3 separate regions of the Homo sapiens genome follow, and all the other regions are linked to region 1. The links are chromatin loops, found by intact Hi-C in ENCODE. Cell type or tissue: endothelial cell of umbilical vein. All regions are shown on one strand.

What was found. A loop is a pair of places that touch in the nucleus more often than their neighbours do. Peaks named below come from ENCODE experiments on the same cell type or tissue, not always from the same donor. Only the 100,000 strongest peaks of a DNase experiment are listed, where the experiment ranks them.
Region 2: it touches region 1 in a loop (11-fold over the local background); 30 of 110 quality-filtered maps call a loop at or near these places.
Region 3: it touches region 1 in a loop (7-fold over the local background); 8 of 110 quality-filtered maps call a loop at or near these places.

Annotation. Positions count from the first base shown.
Region 1 is chr3:168,860,928-168,868,927 of GRCh38, reverse strand. No RefSeq gene overlaps it. Among named protein-coding and RNA genes, the nearest start is that of LINC02082, 37 kb to the left of the region's middle. In endothelial cell of umbilical vein, a CTCF peak has its summit at 3,784 (motif pointing left); a DNase peak (open chromatin) is centred at 3,797.
Region 2 is chr3:169,740,073-169,748,072 of GRCh38, reverse strand. No RefSeq gene overlaps it. Among named protein-coding and RNA genes, the nearest start is that of ACTRT3, 25 kb to the left of the region's middle. In endothelial cell of umbilical vein, no CTCF peak of the experiment used is centred here; a DNase peak (open chromatin) is centred at 3,282; H3K27me3 peaks cover 164 bases.
Region 3 is chr3:169,136,287-169,144,286 of GRCh38, reverse strand. It overlaps MECOM (MDS1 and EVI1 complex locus), which reads left to right. Exons shown (of 17, transcript NM_004991.4): 3 at 455-589. Among named protein-coding and RNA genes, the nearest start is that of LINC01997, 140 kb to the right of the region's middle. In endothelial cell of umbilical vein, no CTCF peak of the experiment used is centred here; DNase peaks (open chromatin) are centred at 616, 2,086, 4,906, 7,146 and 2 weaker places; H3K4me3 peaks cover 1,216 bases; H3K27ac peaks cover 3,798 bases.

The DNA of each region.
Region 1 (8,000 bases):
AATATTTTTCTACACAAACAGCAAATAAGCCCTTCAGAAAGCTCTTCCCAAAATACTTTATAATCCAATGTTTCCAACTGAAGATGATATGTCCCAGAAACACTACAGATATTTCCCCTTTTAATAGCTTGCCAAAGTGTAAGCTCTTGTGAAATTTAAAGTGTTTAAACATTTGTACAAGCTAGTTACTTAGAAGCACATCGGCATTTCTTTGTGCCTCTGGAGAATGCAACTTAATAGAACGTGGCATTCAAGCACACCTGAGGATGCTAACAGCATGCACATGCACCGAAGGATACTAGCAGGATACAAACACAACTAAGGATGCCAATACATTCATGTACCTCTTATGTGACCTTATCAACCTGCTGTCAAAAGCGCTGGTTGAAACATAAAAATTTCAATTTTTCATCTGATTATTTTGCCCACCCTAACTGGTCTGATTTTTTTCTTTTGAATTATTGAACTGATTAGCTACTCCATGGTATGAGGTAGAGGCTGTCATTTAAACGATTGGAACTATACAGATTCTTTCCCAAAATATCAATGTAAAGATGTTTTTAAAGAAGATATTTTGCAAGTTGACACTAGAATAGCATGTAAGAAACTTCTTATTTGAATGTGTGTTCATTAACCAGAATTGTATTCATTTTTAACTAAAGAATTTATTGGATAATATGGGAGGAGTTGAAACCTACAAGTGTGACACCCCCATGTTCATCAGGTGGAACTGCTCTGTCTATTCTATTGCTGTCTTTGACTCCAGCCCAGGCAGGGAGGCAGTGAGGAGCCCCTCAGATAGAGCGACAGTCACACACTTGATGACAATTCCAGCCACAAAAATCCACCTGAACAAGTTGAAAATGGAAAATAACAAATCAGCTTCTTTCTCTCTCTCTTTTTCCTTTAATATAGAACCTGTTTCTGTGTACTTTTTTAGTATCTGGCAAATGAACCAACTCTGTTTCTAGGCTTCTGGGCATATACTTTTCAACCACTTGGAAACCTTTAATTTTTAAAAATAGTTTCGTCAATCGTGTTTAAAAGCATTTGACCCTCTGTCAAATTATTCATTACATCTCTAACATGAAGCATGGAGAATTTTATGCACAATATATGTTATGGAGAATATAGAATGATTAAGAAATATTCAGTCCAAAGGTTATTTTACACAACTGATAAGACATTGCTACACAACTGATAAGACATTACTGCACAGCTGGAGCTTTTAATCCAAAATCACATTTTTCAACACAAAAACTACAGCACAAGGATGAAATAAATTCTGGTTTATCTATACAAGTCTCTTTTCTTTCTGATTTGTATAAATGCATTTTTATTAAATTATTACTTTTATAACAACATTCACACTCAGGAATTCATCCCATATACATAACTCATTTCTCACAAACAAAAACCATATCCATATATATAACTAACTCATTTTTCCTGGTTCATATGTATTTTCCTTTTGTAGCAATGCCATATTTTGAAGTTCACAAATTGACGGCTAATAATAACAATCCCACTTCATTTCATCTCCTTTTTCTCAAATAATTTAGTTAATAACAAAAAATGGAAATAGGACAACCTAAAAATTCAGAGATCTCAAAATAAGAAATGATTGAGGCATGTAAGTTACACTGATTCTTATCTGGTTGGGTTAGGAGACAGGAAGGAGGGGCTGTGTCCTCAGCACCAGCCAAAGTCTAACAAAATCCACATATCCACAAAAGCTGGAATGTGGATTTAGAACATACTATTCTAAAGCTTGAAGTATAAGTGACAAAAACAAAATAAAACAAAAACAATCAAACGAAACACCCAGAGAAAACACAAACCATAACATAAAAACAAACAAACAAAAAGACAGTGTTACTCTAGTACCTCTAATACTTCTTTACTATCTTATTTTTCTACATCTGGCATTTTGCATTTACATAGAGCCAGAGATGGTCCATGCAAGCAGGCACAGAAACCACTTATGAAATATTCAGTGCTTGAAAACACATCTCCTGCTCACCACTCCTTAAAGTATTCCCTTAAGAGAAGCTCTCCTTTGAGGCACCCTCCACACCTCAGTAGATATATTCAACTAATATGAAAAATCAGAATATTTCACTCCCTGTAGAGATTGCTGGGACAAAACTAAACATAGTTAGATTGCTGGGACAAAACTAAACATAGTTAGGTGGCAGGGGAAAGGAGGAAAGAAGCACTCAGATGGGAAAAATATGGGGATGGTTGCAATGGCAGTAGATATGCCTTGCCTGCTTTGCGCTTTTCCAAAATGGGCTTGTCACTTGATGGGATAGTTTTAGGTCATGTATAATATATATGGCTATCACTGAAATAACCAGTTTTTCCTCCAAGGAAAGTGAACAAAGCTGGTTCAGTAAACTAGCCAGCTTCTGTTGTAATTATTTTCAATCTGCTACTTTGGGTGTATATTTAATCTAGTAATAAAAATATTTTGTTAGGAAAAAAATACTTGACATTTCAATTCTGGGCATTTTGTTCTTTGCTAAAAACTGAGAGGAAAGGGTGGGTGTTGTAGCTTAGAATGAAAAGAAAAGAATGGGCAAATTGTGATAGACATTCTCTAAGGAGAAAGGAAAAAACAGGCTTGGAAGGTTAAGTAAAATTTAGATAAGAAACTTCAAGTTTCTTTATTGAAGTTCTTTAAATTGATGATCATAATAACGAAGAAGTAAAAAGAACATTGTCCAAATATTCAGTCTAATTTGTATGATAGGAATACTAATGTCTGACCACCGTATTTTATACAGTTTTTATAATAAACAAAAATTTTCAAATGATATAAAATTATTGTAGCAACTACTAAGCACTTACTTAGATATAGCATTGGTTTTACTCTCACTAGTTTATGGAAGCCAGGTCAGTTTGCCCAGTGATGTCTTTTCTGGTCACTCTGCTTCCATCTTTGATAAAATTTGTGAAACACAGTTTTGAAAGTAAAAAAAATTTAATTGGGATAGTTAAATAATTAATTGGAGAAAGTTATCACAGACCTAGAACTTTTAACTACTGCCAAGATATTATTTTTTTCCTTTCATAGACTGGCAAAGATTACAAGGTTTGACGTACATAGTATTTGTCAGAGTCAGAGCTAAAAGTACTTCTCACACCTATATGGTGTGAGTGTAATTCAGTGAAACCATCTTTTCTGAGGGGGATAGACACAGTTTTAAGTAAACAAGCTTTATAATTATGCAGCTAGGGAATTTAACATGCAGAGAAATTATACCTGTGCAAAGAAATAAATGCAAGATTTTTAACTGCAGCATTGTTTTTAATAGCAAAAGACTAAAAATAGTCTAAATATTTATCTGTAGGGGATTTATTAATACATTTTAGAGACATACAAAATAATACTCTGAAACCATATACAAGAAAAGGCAGGTCTGTGTAGACTGATAATAGAAAGATGCCTAAATGTATGGTTTAGTGAATAAACAAAGAAGCAAAACATAAAATAAATCTTTAGTGCAATCACATTGTGTAAAATAAAAAATACATGATAAGCTTAAATGTGGAAAGAACCCCAGCACACTTTAAAGGTGGTTATGTTTGAGGGGGGAGGGGGAAACCAGCAGGGAATCTTTCACTGTACACACTTATGCATCCATCATTTTTTCAAATTATTCTTATTATCACATATTTATGATATATATAAGATACATGAAACAACAAGTTTGAGGAGAAAATAATAGCATTTACTTTTTTTTTTGAGCTTGAATCCAAATTTAAAAGAATGAGGGAGCTATGGCCCTCTTGTGGAGAACTTCAGCAATGCACTTTTCTTAAAAGTCTCAACGTCTAAATTTATAGGTAGAAAGAACTAGAATTTTATATCATTTAATATCACAACATATATAAAATTCAATGCCATTGAATGTAGTTCTTTCAGAATCTTGGAAATATCTTTGTACAATCCGAACTTACCATGCATTTTCTGTGTGCAACACGATGGTACCTAATAGTTGCATTTCGTGGGAAAGGTCTGAGCACACCAGCTTGCTGTGAGAGTATATTTGCTAGCATACATGATTCAATTACAGGAAATGCTGACCTCTAATAATTACAAAAGCTTGTTGCTAATTAAAAAACAGTCGTTGCTTATGCCAATCTCTACACTACGATCTATGTAGACAGCTGTCACCTCCAAACTGAATCACTGTATGTGAATAATAAAGGTGCTTATTTTCATGGGCTAATTTAAAACATTTCTAACAAGAGAAAATATTTCAGAACTATACATGGCTATGTCAACCGCCGAATTCCCTCGGTCCGGTTGAAGGCGTGCAGAGTTTCCTGTCAACCTGTGCTCCGAAGCAGAACAGTCTCCAACCCGACCACTGTGACTTGCTCCATATTAACTATGGGCTACCTTGGAAATGTACCGTCTCTCATTGTAAAACTCCCCAAAGGGCAATTCAAATCACATTTAGAATTTCCTATTTACATTGCAATAGCCATGGCAGAAGTTTGAATGTCACAGTACAAATCTGGTACCAAATGCTGAGCATGTTCAGCGGATTCAGTTTCAGAATTCACTTCACATGAGCATATTTTCATCAAGTGAAAGGGGGAGGGAGTGTCATGGGATAAGATTGTGATATGAACTCTGGACTTAACTCTTCATCATCTTTAACAAGTAAACTGGTGTTTTTGCCTAGGCAAAAAAGAATTTACCAGACTAGATTACATAGTAACCCTGCCTTTTAAACTCTTATGCAGAAAAATCAAGTGAGAACAGACCACTAGTATTTCCAGTTAAATTTCATGTGTGATAAAGGGAAATTTGGTTAGAACAGCTTAGCAAATAGAGGCAACTTTCTTGAAGAGGAAATTATTTTTCTAGACAACTAATGAAGATTGCTAATTATTTTGCTTTCTCAATAGGAAATATATTAGGACATCATTTTTATCTTTTAATTTATTTTTTAGTATATGAATTTATAGAAGTAGATTTTTCAAAGTAAATAAACTAACATCATTTTCAGCAAACTGTGTTTTGTGTGCTTTGTTTTGCCTTTAAAAACATTCTAATTAATGATCTGCAGGAAGAAAATGTTATTCTAACTGAACCCAGTCACACACATGCATGGGATCTTAATCTCCAGATTCCTCAGTTCACCCAACTGAGGTGAACTTGAATGAGCTCATCTAGACAAAGCTGGAAGTTAAAAATGGCATTGAGTAATGCTATTTCATGTAAATGGCTGGGTGGTTGAATTCACCTCTGCCCAATTTTTCCTATTTCGTGGACGTGTACATTTATTTGCAGTACATGATGATATGCCTAGCAATTTGTTACAATCTAACATTAAAACAATTTATTCTGACCTGTCTGAAGTTTGTTTAAAGATAAACTGTATCAAAAGACAATGTGTAATTATCATAGACTTCCAGGCTCAGAAAAAAATATAGTCTTATTATTTGGAATTTAAACAGTCATGGAAAAAATAACAGAGGTGTCTCTTGGCTAAGACTGCCTTTGAACAGTCCTGAATTTGGAGACATAAATTTTTGCCTTAATTTGAAAACTGATAGAATCCACTTGGGTCTTGAACTATGTGTGTTCAAATATATGTGAAGGGACTAGATCTATCATTATGTGGCGTATTCTCAACTCAGGTTGAAGAAAACAAAACATAGCTTGTTATTCACTATACATTGGGGAGAAATTTATTTTTCTTTAAACTTTTGAGTTTATTAAAACACTTGAAACATGTCACTTACACCGGGTTTTGATAACAGGTTCACATATTAGATTACTCCATTGGATTGAAACTTACACTTTTCTAAAGAAGTAGGACAAATATTTTTGGATACCCAAAATTCATTCCATAAATTTTGTTTCTAGTATCAAACAAAACAAGAAAGGGGTAAAGCAGGTTTTGTTAGATGCAAGCTTCAAAAAAGATAAAAGCTAGATTAGAGAATCATATATATTAAGACAGTTACTCTTTAACAATTTTTATGGTGGTCTTAAGCATTATTCAGTACCAACTTGTTGAAACATATTATTTTAAACCTCAGTGCCATCTAGTTAAAGACATTCTATGACAGCCTTACCATACACAGTGTGTACCATAGTATAATGGAAAAATAAGGGACTTGGTGAGATTTGGCTTCTATCCTAGCTCTGCAAAATAAAGATGACAATACTTACCACACATTGTGCTGTCAGGCATTAGAGATAATGTTTAAACAACAGCTGGCCCAGGCCCTGGCATAAAGCTGGCAAGAATAGCAATAAGTAACTTTATTCCTAACAAGCACGTAAATTAAAGCACAAAGGTCAAAGACAAGAAGCTAGAGCTGCCAGAAGAAAAAGTATAAAAGTCACTGTTAGAACTCATCCTTCTTATACAAGATCTAAATTTTAATTTTTAATTCAACCACAATGTTTCCCAGCCTTTACTGATGTTCTATTAATGGATAGATTTTCCAAAAGGAAGAAATTACTTAGCCAAGTTTCTCATTATGTAGAAACTATGAAACTATAGAACTATAGCTAGAACTATAGCACAACAGCATTTAATGTGAGCAGCCTTTTTTTTTTTTTTTTAGACGTAGTCTTTCTCTGTTGCCCAGGTTGGAGTGAAATGGCATGATCTCGGTTCACTACAACCTTTGCCTCCTGGGTTCAAGCGATTCTCCTGCCTCAGCCTCTCGAGTAGCTGGGACTAGAGGCACACACCAACATGTCCAGCTAATTGTTTTGTATTTTTAGTAGAGATGGGGTTTCACCATGTTTGCCAGGATGGTCTCGATCTCCTGACCTCGTGATCCACCTGGCTCGGCCTCCCAAAGTGCTGGAATTACAGGCGTGAGCCACCAAGCCAGGCCGTAAGTGGTTCTTTTATAACATAAGCCAATAACATGATAAGCCAGATCATGTTACTTCTCTGCTCATAGCCCTTCAGTGGTTCCCCCATTTCATTCAGCTAAAAGCCAAGTTTTACAATGGCCCCCAAGACCCTATATAGCAACCCTTCCCCTCTACTTTTCTGACTTCATCTCTATAGCTCTTCTCTTCTGTGTCTCCACTTCTGACTCACTGACCTCTTGCTGTTCTTTACTTCCTCATCTTGACTCAAATCCTGCCTTCTCAAAGAGGCCCACCTTGACCACCCTATTTAATACAATAAAATGTTTTGCCTACTCTGTGGCCCCAATCCCCTTCACATTACCCTGTCCTACTTTGTCTTTTTTCCGGTAGTATTTATCACCTTCTATTGTGCTATAAAATGCACTTGTTTATTATGTTTATTCTTCATAATACATTTCCTCTTGCTAGAAGGTAAACTCTAAGAGTAGTGCTCTTTATTTTGCTCATAGGTATATCCCAATTGATCCCAAGATTAGCATTTGGCACCTAGAAAAATGGGCACAGAATATTAACCAGCAATTCATGGAAGAGTACACTTGAAGAGACAATGTATGAAAAGACGCAAAAGCTCACTAGCAATTAGAGAAGGCTGACACAAGGTAGACAATAAAGTAATGCAACTACAGCGTTCACTGATTTGCCTACTTTGGAGAACAATTTGAAGTTATTTAACAAAGTTTACAATGCAGTATCCTTTGACCCAGCAAATTCATGGCTGGTAGAAACCTTAAATAAACCCTACCACACGTGCACAAGGGGATATGCAGAGAGATGTTTGTTGAAAAGCTATTGGCCATACTAGACAATTAAAAACAACCTATATCTCCCTTTAGAATGGAAAGCAAAGTTTTGGCTCATTCATACAACAGGGCATTTACACATTTAAAAGAAATGGACATTGTCAACATATATAAATACAAACTAAATTCCAAAGCAATGTTGAGTGAAAAAACAAGTTGTGGGTTGAGAATTATAATATGATGTTGTTTATTAATCAGTGATTAAAAGCCGACAGAACAAGACTATAAGTTGTGAACTGAATACACTGTTACCTTCTTAACTCCATATAATGCTCTGC
Region 2 (8,000 bases), 880 kb before region 1:
CTTCAGTGGGTGACTGATTAAACAAACTGTGGTACATCCATACCATGGAATATCACTGAGCAATAAAAAAACAAACTATTGATACATGCAACAGCTTGGGTGCACTTCCAGCATTATGCTAGGTGAAACAAACCAATCACACAAGGTCACATACTGGATGATTCAATTTACATGACATCTTCAAGATAACAACATTGTAGAGATGGAGAATAGCTTAGTGGCTGCCAGGGAATAGGGGTGGTGGAGGGAAGGGGGCTGTAACTGTGAAGGGGTAGCATGAGGGAGATGTTCGTGGTGATGAAATAGTTTTTTATCTTAATTGAATTCGTGGTTACGTAAATTGACTGGTGTGATCAAATGACAACTACACATGTGTTGTACCAGTGTCAATTGTCTCCTTTTGATATTGTGCTATAATTATGTAAGATGTCCCCTTTAGGGGAGATGAAGTGAAGGGTACATGGAACTTCTCTGTACTATGTTTCCAACTTCCTATGAATCTATAGTTATTTCAAAATAATAAGTTGAAAAAAGTAGCCTTATTGACTTTTCTCTCCCTCCTTACTCTGTCTTCCCCAGTCCATCTTGTCACTCCGTCAGACACCAGGTAATATGAGACTCTGTTCTTTCCTTCTTTTACCCCTATCCCCATCATCTAAGCAGTCTTGAAGTCCTGTCCATTTCATCCCTGTGTGGCATCTCTCCAGTCTGACTGCCCCTCCCCACCTTCTTTGCTCTGGGTCAGACCCCCTAGTCTGACCTTCTGCAATAGCTCCCTGCTGGTCTCCTATCTTTCACCTATCTTGTACAATGCTGGTGACCTCTTTAAAATAGAAATCATATCCTATTACTTCTCTGCCCAAGAACAGTTGGTTGTTCCTTGACACCTGTGGTTTCGAATCACCTCCTTGCTGCGGCGGACAAGAGACTTCATTCAGTTCCTGTTCTGCATTCCTCTTATAAGCAATAGATCTGGATGTACTGGAGGCTCATGTTCCCGTTTTTGGTAGATGAGTAGAAAGTTGGCTCAGCAAGTTAGAGTTAGCCCACTAGAACAGGTGGATGCCAGTTTCTGGGCTGCAGAGACCCGACCCTCCCTTTCTATCAAGCTACTTCTGTGACCACGGGACATCCAAGTGCATAGATGTTCCCTGTTCCCTACAGGATTGTAGGGCAGGGTCCCTTTCTACTGCACTGTTAGCCATGGACATGTGGCCCATCTACACAGGGCCGAAACTGTGGGATAATGAGAGTTCAGGGGATTGCGGACACTCTGCTCCTTCTCTGCTTGTAAGCTTTCCTTTTATCACCTTTATTTTTTACCTTCCCTATGTGACACTAGGCATATATGCCCAGGACACCTCTGCCTGACACTTCCTCACCAGACTCACCTGCTGATACTCAGTGAGCCTGTGGTATCCCATAATGATCTGTGGTTTTCAGAAAATGTCCCTTCTCTGCTAGATCATGTGCTATTTAGTTTTCGATTACTTACACCTTCCTGGATCCTGGCTGTGTCCCTCCAAGCAGAAACAGAGCTACTGTGTTTCATTTTACTTAGCGCCCCTTCATTCTTCTATCATGGGACATCTAACATTGTTTTAAAATCCAGCTGTGAGGTTTGCTTCCCTTTCACCTCCCCAGACTGTGAAGCTTTTTGAAAGATGGGATACCTTGTCTTTTAGCTTTGTATTCCTGAAGCTTGCGAGAACCTCGCACAGGGTTGGTATTTAGTACACATATGTTAAACGAGCAAATTTTGACATGCATGAGAGCATTTTATGAACAGTAAATGCTATACCAGCCTTAGTTATGATGACAATATCTTAATGAAGCCAGCAGAATAAATCATAATGGTTGGAACCGGAGCTGTCAATATAGCAAAATCAGTTACCAATTTTAAAAACATCAGCCCCTTGACACACACACAGATATACACACAGACACATCCTCCATAGTGCATAGTGTGTAGTCAGCTTTCATACTTGGCCTAATACACTGCAAAGATTAAAGGTCTTTTTCCCTTTTCTTCGCAGACATTCATGGTGGGGGCTTGTTCCTCACAATCCACACATTACGCTTCACATTCGCGTCATTCGAATACAAGATAGCTGTTACAGGACGTGGTGTGGTGCTTGGTGTGGTGGTTGACAGAGTTAAATAAATATTTTTTAGAGGGGAAAATACTTTTTTATGTGCAAAAACAACTGAATTTCGGCCACCAAATCATTTCCTCCAGCTCAACACCAGCCACCAGAATAAAGACAGGTCATTCCTCACATTGATTGATCTGAGGCTCAGAGCTCTGTCTCCCTTTCCTAGTGGGAGAGGTTGTGGGAGAAGTTGAACATGGCTGGGTTCTCTGACTCAGATGCATTGCTTTTATGGTAGCATTTTGCCCTAAAGGGGCTTTCTGTAAATTTGAGCTTAAGTATGTACTACTAGAGGCCTAAAGAAGGCTAAGTGGTAGCTACTCTATTTTTCAAAAGAATATTAATAGCTAAATGTAAAGTTAAAAACTGACTTTGGGCCGGGCGCGGTGGCTCACGCCTGTAATCCCAGCACTTTGGGAGGCCGAGGCGGGTGGATCATGAGGTCAGGAGATCGAGACCATCCTGGCTAACAAGGTGAAACCCCGTCTCTACTAAAAATACAAAAAAAATTATCCGGGCGCGGTGGCGGGCGCCTGTAGTCCCAGCTACTCGGGAGGCTGAGGCAGGAGAATGGCGTGAACCCGGGAAGCGGAGCTTGCAGTGAGCCGAGATTGCGCCACTGCAGTCCGCAGTCCCACCTGGGCGACAGCGAGACTCCGTCTCAAAAAAAAAAAAACAAAACAAAACAAAAAAAAACTGACTTTGCCATGAGTGTTTCCAGTGATTTTTATGATAAAACACATTAACCTATTCATAAGGTAAATTTTGAAATGAAGTTAAGGTAATTAAAAAGAGACATTACTTATATTTCTTCTCGATTGCAGCAGCTAATATTGTGGGCCAAATGGAACTCAGTAAAACATGATTTGCTTTCAACTTTAATCGAAACTAAGAATAATTACTCACAGCAATTTTTCTGATTTTAGAGAAGAAAGTTTTCTGGTTTATTATGCTTTTTCTTCTCTTTAGTTCTCAAATTACAAATGCTAAATAGCTGTATAAGTAAAAAGAAACTGACTACTTTCATAAAGTCATTTTTTTTTCCATTTTAAATTTATGATCTGTCAAGACCTCAAGAAGGCTGAAAACTTTTGGCTTAACTCTTTTATTTTTTCTCAACAGTAGATGGCAATATCTGTTCACCTGTAGCAAAAAGCCCACTCACATGAATAACTGCAGACTTAGATTTTTTTTTCTCCCACTCTGTAAAGTGAAATCAGCCTATTTAAAATTGTAAATTGAAGACAGAAACAGTTTGCAAGTTTGTACAATATTACTTTTTAAATGTTGGTTGAAGGAGTACAAAAGTATGTGAGTACTTTTGTACTATGAAAACTATGCCTTCTTTCACTCCAGGGTAGACAAGGAGAGCAGCTCCAGAGAAGGCTGCTGAATGCAGTGAACAAAGAGAACCTGTGGGTAGATGGTCTGTGGCAGGAGCAAGAGAGGATAAGCTAGCAGGTTTTAGTTTGTTCTGTTAAAGTTTATGCTCAGATCTTGTTATATACCCATAGAGGTTTTTTGCTTACATTTAAAAAAATCCTGAAGTGTGCTTTTTGCCTAGAAATTTGTAAGCTTTTCACATTTTTTATATCAAGAAATAAAGCAAGAAATAAATAAAACAATGCCAATTTTGTACCCAAGGCTAACATTTACTCTTTCCTTCTCAAAGGAGTAGTGGGGGAGGGGTGAAGACTAGTCTTTGGGAGAGGTTTCTCTTAGATCTGATCCTCTTGTTGGTCCCCTCAACCCGAGCAGTTACACTTTATAAAGTGCATTTCTCGCGTTGGTAAGTAATGGCACCACAGTTTCAAAAATTTCAAAAATTACAGGTGAAGACCTAAACAAAATAGCTGCTCTACAGGTTAAACAGCTTTACTTTTGTGATACAACAATAAATGAGCTTTTTAAAAAAGGGATAATATATAGTCTTATCCTCCACATCTTAAGTATGTACAAAGGAATATCATCTATTCCTTTGAACGCCTAATTATTATAATATTGTGCAGTATGATGAGAGAACATTGGCATATCTCCTGTAACTCTCTAGCTTTTATTTTTCCATAATGAGTGTTATCCTTCATTGACATATACCTTTAATATGTAACATTTGTTACTAAGTTGATTGTTTATCGGCTGTAACTTTTGCTTTTGTATTGCAAAACAAGTCATTTATTCGTCAAAATCATTCCATTGACAGTTTGCTCTTTGGAAGACTGTGGATGGGAAAACAGCTCTTTGCAGACAAAACTGCTAGGAGGTAGGACAAGAGTCTACCACTGCATTCCCGAACATTAAACCGGAAACAAAATGCAATGAAAAAGAAAAAGTGGGTCACATCTGCTGGTATCAAATAGGTTTAGTTTCCATGACATCATGCTGATTAAGACTTCAGACACACATTAGTATTGGGCTACTTTTCATTAAAAAATGACTGTTTCCTTGTTCCTATAGTTGAGGACCAGCCTCTCAGAATCTGACTATAATCCTTTTATAATCCTTTTGAATTTCTTTTTTATTTTTATTTTTTATTTATTTTTTTCTTTTTAGACAGTGTCTCACTCCGTTGCCCAGGCTGGAGTGCAGTGGCGTGATCTCAGCTCACTGCCACCTTTGCCTCCCAGGTTTAAATGATTCTCCTGTCTCAGCCTCCTGAGTAGCTGGGATTACAGGTATGTGCCACCACACCCGGCTAAGTTTTGTATTTTTAGTAGAGACGGAGTTTCACCATGTTGGCTAGGCTGGTCTCAAACTCCTGGCCTCGGATGATCCATCTGCCTCAGCCTCCTAAAGTGCTGGGATTACAGGTGAGAGCCACTACACCCGGACAAATTTCTTTTTTTTAAAGGATAAAAGTGATTCACTTTAAGTAGTTAGATTTTTTTTTCTTTTATAACACTCCTTCTTGCACACTGAATTAGTTAGATTTTTAAAAATAAATATTTTGGCCAGGCGCGATGGCTCACACCTGTAATCCCAGCACTTTGGGAGGCCGAGGTGGGTGGATCATCTGAGGTCAGGAGTTCAAGACCAGCCTGGCCAACATGGCGAAACCTGTCTCTGCTAAGAATACAAAAATTAGCCAGGCGTGGTGGTGCGTGCTTATAATCCCAGCTCCTCGGGTGGCTGAGGCAGAAGAATTGCTGGAACCTGGGAGGCGGAGGTTGCAGGGACCCAAGATTGTGCCACTGCACTCCAGCCTGGGTAACAGAGCGAGACTCCGTCTCAAAAAAAAAAAAAAAAAGTTTTGAGGAGTCAAGGAGGAATGAGCTATAAGCTATTTCTAGGTCATTTTGTGTTGGTGGCTGTTTATTTCAGCAGAAAATTCCTCAGGATTCTGAAGATTTACATTGATAGTTGAATTTCTATTAGAGAACAAATCCCATGAAAGTTTGTCCGTCTAACTCTCTCATTATTTAAGAACGCTACAGCATGTAAGGTTTACTGAATGCAGGCACTGCATAAATAATGTAACCACATTCCATGAAGTTTTGATGGGTTTATGGTCAAATGAAAGGAATTATTTTGGCTATTTCTTGGTGGATGTTTTCCATAGAGTGAGCTTGTGTTTCTCTCATTATTTCGTGTGTGGTGATGGCTTTCGCAGTGGAAGCTTACCTATTTTTAGGATCACTGGACACCTGGCCAGCTTTCCTATTTATAACAAGTCTTTCTTCAGGCAAAGAACCAAATTTCATCATTTCTTTTGTCATATTAATATGCCTGTAAATGAATGCATTATGGTACTACTATTCTTAGGAATATAATGAATATGTATATCTATGTATTTTTCATCACAGGAAACAGCTTGAATTTCTTGATAACACATGGAACTCTCATTTGTCTTGTTTCACAACAGCCTTTTGCTGTTTACCTGGTTTTATGGCCTCTACTATGTACAAAGACCCAAGTGTGAACCTAAGAACAGGCCTTATGATTGTAAGCTCCCTTGACATCAGAATACATTAAAGGTTTAATTTGATATCATGCATCTGTAGGCAGCTTTGAATAAACAGAGTGTGATGGTTGTGAGTGTGAACTGGTAAATCTTGGTAATTTCTCTTCATTTCTATTCACACTTATCTCAAATTCTCCAAGGTGGGACATTTATCTGCATGTTTCCAAGGTGTTCAATTAATAAATGAGAAGAATTAAGGCTAATATGATCATTTCATGTCTTAATTTAACTCTTTTTTTTTTTTTTTTTGAGACAGAGTCTCGCTCTGTCGCCCAGGCTGGAGTGCAGTGGCGCAATCTCCGCTCACTGCAAGCTCCGCCTCCCGGGCTCACGCCATTCTCCTGCCTCAGCCTCCGGAGTAGCTGGGACTACAGGCGCCAGCCACCACGCCCGGAGAATTTTTTTTTTGTATTTTTAGTGGAGACGGGGTTTCACCGTGTTAGCCAGGATGGTCTCGATCTCCTGACCTCGTGATCCACCCGCCTTGGCCTCCCAAAGTGCTGGGATTACAGGCGTGAGCCACCGCGCCCGGCTTTAACTCTTTTAAACAGACTGCTGGGAGGAAAAAGTGCCATTTTCATTAAAAAAATTCCTGTTATTTTTTCATTGTATTTGTCATGTTACAGATTGAATATCTCTAAGTAATTTATCACAAGCAATCTGGTATTTGATCACTTACCCAAATAACATATATCCAAATTTAAATTTAGGTGAATAATATTTAAAATGTTAATTTGTAATCTCTTCAGGGCTTGCTCAAGCCACAGGTGCCCCTCTCTAATATATATATATATATATATATACACACACACACACACGGGGAGAGAGAGAGAGACTCACTCTGTTGCCCAGGCTGGAGTGTAATGGCACAATCTCAGCTCACTGCACTCTCTGCCTCCTGGGTTCAAGCGATTCTCCTGCCTCAGGAGAGGTGCCACCACGCTGGACTAATTTTTGTATTTTTAATGGAGATGGGGTTTTGCCATGTTGGTCAGGCTGGTCTCGAACTCCTGACCTGAAGTGATCCATCCACCAAAGTGCTGGGATTACAGGTGTGAGCCACCATGCCCGGCCTCTATTCATAATAACTATCTTCTGTTAAGGTGCCTCCATTTGATGCCCCTTATGTGTCATCTCTCCCAGCTTTGTCCTCTAATCCCTTTGGTCAACCCTGGGCGCTAGGCCCTCTGTGTCCTTCTTTTAGCTTTTCCGTAGCTGTTAGAGAGCTAGGAAGAAAGAGAGCTAGAGGAACCAACATGCAGCTGGGTCACTTCATCCTTTGAGATTTAATTAGATGGACTCAGCCCTTTTTCCTAAATGTGGTGGGAAAGGAGGCATCCCTTCCCCTCCCTGCACATTTCACTCTTACCCCAGAACTTTTGGGATAGCTTGTACTCTGGACTTAGACCATTGGATTCTACCTTTGTTTCTGGAAGTCTCCTCCGCTGTGCAATTAGCCCACTCTTTATATCTTCTGCCCATTTCTGCATGTGTCTTCTTCCTGGACATTATCCAAATCCCTTCACTGCCCAAAGTCCAGACAATTCAGGGCTATGTGTAGAGTCTTACCCTAGGTTTGGGGTCATAAAGCTGCACTAATATAATTAATAATTTTATTTATTTTATAATAATTTTATTTATTATATTTGTGCAGCTTCATGACCCCACTTAAAATAAAATTTGAGATATTTTTGTCCTCAAAAGTTGTTGGCCATCCCTCCCACTGGGGAGTTGCAATCTTCTCTGGCCTGGGAGTCTCCTTTCTTCTGCTTCCAAGTCTGCTCTTCTTCCCTGACTGGCTCCTGCTCCCAGCCCCAAAATCCTTATTCTTTTCTTTTTTGAGAGGGAGTCTCACTCTGTCACCCAGGCTGGAGTGCAGTGGTGTGAGC
Region 3 (8,000 bases), 280 kb before region 1:
AGATGCTAACCATGAAAAAAAAATTTAGATGGAAGTTTTTAAATTAAAGTGCAAAAATGTGAAAATATATGCTTACATGAGACTATACGAATATGAAATATTGACTGTAATGTTTAGAAATATTATGTTAATATACGCTGTTCAATATTATTTTTTGCAAAAATCACATTGGATAAAATTAGCACTAATTTATGCATATGAAAATAAGCATTTTTGAAACCAATTAATCAGTTTTTGTAACAAATTGCAAGTGCTTTATTCCTTTTTAAAAAAGCAGTATGTTGTCATTTTCAAGGTAACTTCTCATTTCCCCTCTATTAATGTGCTTGTGATCTGACTTTTTTTAAGGATCCAAAGAAGGAATATACATTTCAATGAAATATTTTCAAACAACTGATTATTTTAATGAGTGGGCCAATATGGCAATTGATTGTTCTCATCTTCTTCCCTCCAGATCTTAGACGAATTTTACAATGTGAAGTTCTGCATAGATGCCAGTCAACCAGATGTTGGAAGCTGGCTCAAGTACATTAGATTCGCTGGCTGTTATGATCAGCACAACCTTGTTGCATGCCAGATAAATGATCAGGTATGTTGTAAAGATTTTCTTGTCTTTCCTTGAGAGCACAAAAGTATCACTGGAGCCTGAAGAATAAAAATAACAGTAAGCTGCAGTAGACCCTTGTGGCCTGTTTGTTGATATTGTGAAAGATAATGCACAAATATAAGTAAAATGCAGAACAAATTCATATTTAGTACTACTTTCTTTACATTCTTTGGGTAGTCTATTCAGTTTGTACTAGTATCCTTCATAAATGCACCAGTTTTCTTGGTGTGACTGATTTAAAAACTGAGTATTATTACTGCCTACCGTTCAGTTTTTCTTTGCTATCATAGTAGGTACATTCATAAAAGGTATTGAGCTAATCAAGAACATCTTGTGAATTTATGCAGAAATTGGAAGTGATATACTTGAAATGTTATATAGGTTTTATTTGAAATGTATATGCATAGTATCAGTGTTATCTTATCTAATTATGCATTTTATATTGATTTGCCTAATTATAAATGAGAACACTTACTTTTAGATTAATTAAAATACTTTTTTTGGTATATGTTAAAAAGTTTAAAAATAACCCTGCTGGAAACTGCTTTGTGACATTATGGAGGACCATGCAGTGAGGTTGACTTTAATAACAATAACTGTGAAATAAAGATCATGAAAATATCGTGAAACATATTTTACACTTAATAAAATTAGGTTATGAATCTTGTAATATCATATGACAATACCTAAAATAACAAGAAATTCAGCCCATTAATTTTTGTTTTATAAACATTGTTGAGCTAGAATTTAATTATGTTATAATCATTTATTTCTCTTAACCCAATGGTTTCCTAAATCAAATATGTTTCAAAGACCATATTGAAGTGGTTGCTTGGCAAATCTACTATGAAATCACCATCAAGAAGAAGAATAGTTTAAATTAAATGTTTCCAATTGAAAACTTAAATAAAGCTACTGTCAATTGGTCTAAGACTCTATTTCATTCATTATTATGAGATTATTCTTTGGCATCGTACCAGCTACCAGATAATTTTTACTGACTAAACGGTGTAAGAGGTAGTAAATTGTAAAATTAGGTTTAAATGGAAATCATTTAAAAATCTTCAACATATATCAAAAATAATAAACCAATCAATTGTTTTTTCTCCTTGCTATAAGAAAACAAGAGGAATTATTGACAAGGGAAAACATTATTAAATTAGCTATTGATTGTGAACAGAAAATATTCCGTCTATCATATGAGTTACTGTCGCCATCAACAACAGATATTTTTTGAGTACCTACTATCTGTAGATGTGAGAAATACATAGGTATTGTGAGTGAATTAATGTTATACTCCTTACAAAAGGAACTGGAGGACCTCAAATGATAGCTTTAAGATGAAATAATATAATCATATCATAATAATTGTTTGCTGTTCATATTTATTGACAATGGAAGCTATTTCCTTAGACAGATAAAACTGTTGTAGAATCCGTGAAAAGATGATTTAAGAACGGGACTTGTAGCCAATCTAAGTCTATTTGCAGCCATTTTTTCATTTAATATTTATGTGTGTAGTGTTTTATAATAAATGTACTCGTATTGGGAATCTTGATTGCAAAGGGAAACTGTTTTCCTGTTTCTCACTATGAATTAGGCTACTCATTAGAGTAGGCATTTATAATTTTACCATAGTTGCTTTTGAAATATACATTGTAAAATCCATTGTTTTCAAAAGAAAATATGCCAGTTTTATGACTTAATGAATAGCGTGTTTACTTATTTTGACTAAAGAATCAGAGAAAATACTTAATCTGGGAAAACAGACAAGGACAATATTAGACACACATTTTTCTTAAGTGGTAATTTTTAACTCTTATGCTGACAGAAATCTAAGATGCTAACAGAATGCATATCAAATAATGTAATTGTGAAATTCAAGTAAATTCATCCATAAACAACAAGGGAGGAAAGTCAGAGGTAAAAGTCAGATTTGTATGATACGTGTAGATGTATACAATCACTCTTAGCCCAATTGACAAGACAAAAGGGAAGAGACACCCAAATAGTGTATGCATATATTATAAGCATATTCACCTATAAGCACATATGAATATTCTAAAATCCAATTAAAACTAGCAATTCTAGACAGCTTTGAAATGTGAATGTTGGACTAGGTACAATGATAAAAGAGCTGACTAAAGAGATTCTCTAGGTCTGTTTTTTGCTCTCTTTTCCATGAGGAATAGGAGCTGCCAAATGGTGAATAAGCACAACTCATCACATAATGAACACTCCCATTGTGGGAGGTATTATTTAATATTTAGCTATAGAGAGAGACCCTGGTATAGGAGTAATTATTAAGCATTAATGACATCAACTCACCTGTCTAACACAAAAGCAAATGGAACGCTCTACAAGAAATTATAAAAAGTGTTTCTCTTTGCTCTGATTTTTAGATACGGATAAAGTTTATCAAGTGAATTTTAGAGCAAGACAGGTATAAATCCTGGACTCTAAAAAAACGGAATTTGAGATGAAGTTTTCAATTGCAAGTTAGTCATGGTAATAATTAGGTCATCTAACAAAGAAATAAAAAGATTACCCAGGACAAAACAAGAGTGTATAAATTGAACTTTACTTTTTCAAAGATACATATTTTTAAAAATTCTAATGTTAAAAGATCAAGTTTAATCAATTCAGATCAGTTTTTAATGATATGGAGGAGCCATATTAAAGAAAATAAATGTGCTTGCTAAGATTATAATACAGTTTGATAGTAGAAGGACAGTCAAAATGTTGTATGCTGGATAACCTGTATTTGATTTCTTTGTGGGTGAAGAAGTTCTAGAAACAGCATGGATTTTGGTTTTTAAGTAAAGTTGATAAAAGATGTAATCTATTTTGTATCAGAAAAAATAAAAATGAAAGCAACCCAGTTACCACTTTCCCCATACCTTTCTACCAGCATTTTATTTAAGGAAATTTTCCTGAGTAGTTTAAATTTTCCAGTAGATTTCTGTGAGTTATTTCATTTCAGATTTTTTTTTTTTCAGACAGAATGAGCTTTGTGGCAGCTTTCTTTCTTGTCAGTGCTGCCTAGAAAGACTCAAGTTTTGTGATTTTAGACGTCTCTTTCATTTCATGCTTCCAAAATTATTGCAGTGATGTTTTTGGAGATGCACATTCTGAAAACATTGACATCACTGCTAAACCATAATTTCTAAGTAGCTGTGGCTTCTGACTGATATCTTTATTCACCCCTGAAAAAATGTATTAACTACAGTAATTTACCTCTATGAAAGAAGCTATACCAAAGACACTAGTCAATTGAGTCACAGTCACACTCAAGTCATAAAATAATAGATCCATTAAAGATACCCAAGTCTCTTTATCCTTAACATTCTAATTATTTTTCCCTTAAAGTTTCTCTACAATGCTACATAGGTCTATGGCTGTGGCACGGTGTTTAGCTGGAAATTTTTACTGAGACAGACAATGCTTAAATATTTACATTCTAACAACCTGAAATTATCCTTGGTTGCTTTCAGGAGCAAGAATTGGCCCTGAAAGGCAGAGCAGGGTAGGAGCAAAAGCAGAGAGTTGGTTAAGGAAATCTCTTTCCAGACTAGGTCCTCAAGAGGACCAATATAGAGAGGAAGCATAAAAATGTTTTTTTTTCATTATTCAGAGGTTTCATTTACATACAGAAGCACCTATGTGTTTAATGTGAAGTAAACCAAACATCTACATGATATATTGTTTTTTTTTTTTAAAGAAAACTAGTTATTTAGATATTCTTTCCTTTAAAGTCTTGTAGCTGTCTTACTTTTACAAACCATTTTGATTGGTGGACATAACTCATTGCTTTAGGTTTGGTCGGTCTCACCCTGTTCTCACCTCTCTCTCCATCCTTTGATAAGTCTCCTTTTGACCCCACATATACCCTTCGCCTGGATCAGAACCAGGGCTACCTACCCATAGACCCCCATCCACCTCAGACAAGGCCAGTTCTCATGTTTGAATAGATTCACAAAGTTTGGGTACTTATGGAGTAGTTCTCTGGACACAACAGCTTTACTCTAATACATCTTCATAGTGAAAACATATTGGTAATAATCAGAGAGTCACTAAGACACAATTTACCTAAGTTGGCTTTTTAGATTTAAATGAGACCTGCCTTTCCACTTACAATTAATACAATTTATGTAAGTTGACTTTTTAGACTTAAATGAAATCTGCCTTTCCACTGATAGTTAGAATGATCTGGGCGAGTACTTTGGGATAATGTTTTGTATATGTAAGTGTGTGTGTATTCTGTACCATAAGAAGGAACACACTCCTGGCCTGCCCTAACATGGTCTATGAGTAGAATAAAGTTCTCAGAAACCCAAGACATTATTAATCTTGTCATTTACACAAGGTGATAAGTCCTTTCATTTTTAAGTAGGCCCTTGACAGCTGGTATTTAGTAAGTAGAAAAAGAGAAGTCTGCTGTTCACTCTGAATAAAAAGAAATGTGTCGATAAGAGATTATCTAATGCCTGATGTATATTTTGAAGAAATGAGTTACAGAAGAATGAGTGCCCCTCAGAGAATACAAAGTCAGAATTCACTTAAGGATTCTGCCAGCTCCCTTGTGGTTAATGAACGGCAACAAGACTCTACAGTGTTTTCAGTTGGAACAGGCATTGTTCTCATTTGTGCTTTACCTTATAAAGTTTTAACTGCTTCCAGGACGATCCTAGCTGATGTGGCACCCCGCGTTCGCTCTCCTTAGGTCCACGTGAATGATTATATCAGACTGCTGTGACACTAGAACAGCATTTTATTGTGAGCTTATTATGGGCTCAATTATTATTTTCTTTGGATTTTACTATGAAAAAAAATCCACTTTCCTGCATCTTTCGATTAGTACAATTTGTGCAAAACAGCAAGGTAGATTAGCTATGTATACTGCAAAAATGTAATTTGTTACCCTCTTTATACTTTTTAAAAATGTTTGTGTCTACTGTCAGGTAATTTGTTAATTTGCTCTTCCTTTACAAGGGTATCTGTCCACATTTTGTACCACTTCTTTTGATGTTAAAGTTATTATTGGCTTTGGGCATTTTCTTTGCTTTGCTTTTAAGTCAAGTTCCACTTTTATACCAAAGTTATGCTCTGCTGTTTTAAGATGAATGCCAGCTGGCAATACCCAGAGACTGGCTTTGTGAACAGTGCCTAAGCTGACTTTGGGGGGATGTTGTCTGGCTGACAAGTTACTTCCTTCACCTGAAGATGAAACTCTTTCAAACATAGTTTGCCATTTGATTTTTACATCATAAAACAAACATCACCTCATCCCCTGCCCCAGTGAAGTTTCCTTCATGTAACAATACCTAGGATGCAACACTGACATAACGCTAGGATTTTTGTTAAGATTCACAAACTGCATAAGTTGAAAGAGAGGGTGACCTGAAGTATTAAGTGTACATTTTAAGTAGTTAGTGTTTGCATGTATATATCGCCTTTCATTCAGGAAGATCACAAAGCATCACATACACAATAGACTGTAACTATTTCTGGGAGGGCATATAAAAGTCATAAGAATGCTTTACAAGCCATGAAGGAGGATAATGTTTTGGTCAAGGACACAAGAGAAGCCTCCAGCCAAGTAAAACACCAAAGATGATCTTTTTAGCTTCTTTGTAATGTAATGATGGAACTCTTCCCAAAGGTTTGGAAACCATTCAAAATGAACATCAGTTTTTATACAGTCAGATGAAATGACCACATTAAAGACAGGTGGCTAATGGATATTTTTGGGGGGTCTGTAGATAGACCCTCAGAGGTTATTTAAGGAGACATCTTGCAAGGCTTTCAGGCTGGGTACACTGTAAGCTTCGTGTATAATAATGTGCATCTTTATCAATTGCCGTATTTATGCAAACTAGAACTAACAATTCTCTCTCTGTTTTGTTTCATTCAATAAGTTATACTTGGTTTTCTCTTCATGTTACTGACAAAGAGATAAAGATGTGGAGAAGAAAAAAATTCCACACCAAAGATATCTTGGTCTCGTGGAGTCATATTTTTCATTTAGGAAGTGGATATAGCAAGGCAGTACTTGATCTTTTTCAATTAATATTTTCTTGTCTTTAGACTGTGACCCTGAAGACAAATATGGGATACTTTTTCTTTGGAGAAACTAAGGGTGATTTGCTTTGGCAATGCTTAGCCATGATAAAGCTTCCATAGTGTTGAACAAATTTATGTTCAGTCATCAATCTCTGCTGAAGACACTTCTCTTTACCTCTTATTAATTAGGCTCAGAATGTATAATAGGATCCTTCCTGCAGATACTCCTATTAAAATTTACATCATTCCTGAATTGGAGTTTCCCACATTACTATGGATAGATCAGGGTCCAGACTATGTTTCCTAATGCATATATTGTATCTGTAGACTTGATGCCACCTCTCTGCAGTACCAAGACTGACAGATATGTCCATATGAAATGCTGACTTTGTTCAAACATGCAAACGGCTACCTACCTCCTCTCCTACCCACCCTCCAATTGCTGAAGTTCCATTCAGCTTTTCCTTGTCTTCAGAAAGTATATTGAATGAAGGTATAGAAAATAAAGCATTTAGGCCAAATGTTGGGAGCTGGAAGAGGAAGAAATCAACTGTTAACTTCAAAGTGAAAAGACACCAATAGCCAGAAAAGGTTTTCTCTCAGTACAGATTTTGCTGGGAGTATATTTCTCTATTATTTCAATTATTACAACTTCCTGCATAGGTTGAAGGTCATTCATAATTCACGCTTCTGTCATTTTTAGACATGCCAAATGCAGTCTATTAAGCATAAATAAAACTTCCAGTGTTTGATCAGGAAAAATAAACGGGGATTCATAACAATAAAGCCTTGTTCATCTTTTTAAAAGTAAATGTGTTTTCCTTCTTTCTTATTTTCCCCCTTGTGTGCAGAACTTTTCTGTCTCAACAATACAAACATAATACTTCAAATCAATCCACAGATAAAGAATCTGACAGATTCCAGATTTTTGTTCTCTAGTATAATGAACAAGACCCACCTGATTACCATTTGAAAAAACTAATGATAGAGGATTTGGTTGAAAGCAGTCCTTCAAAGTATAAAACAGAGTTAGACTGAAAGTCTTTTATGGCATATTAACTTTCCTATCAAAGTGCTTATGAGTGTCTATGCCTGCTTTACTGCTGTCATCTTGGACTTAACCAAATAAAATGAATAATGATATATGATTAATTCTAATTCCAAGTATATATAATATAAATTTTATAAAACATAATATATAATTACATATAACTTGTATGATATATAATAAGAATTAATCATGTGCCATGAAGCATTCATTCTTATTATATAGAATTATATACATGAGATTACTAATATGAAAATTTAAAAATTTCTCCAAAACATATAC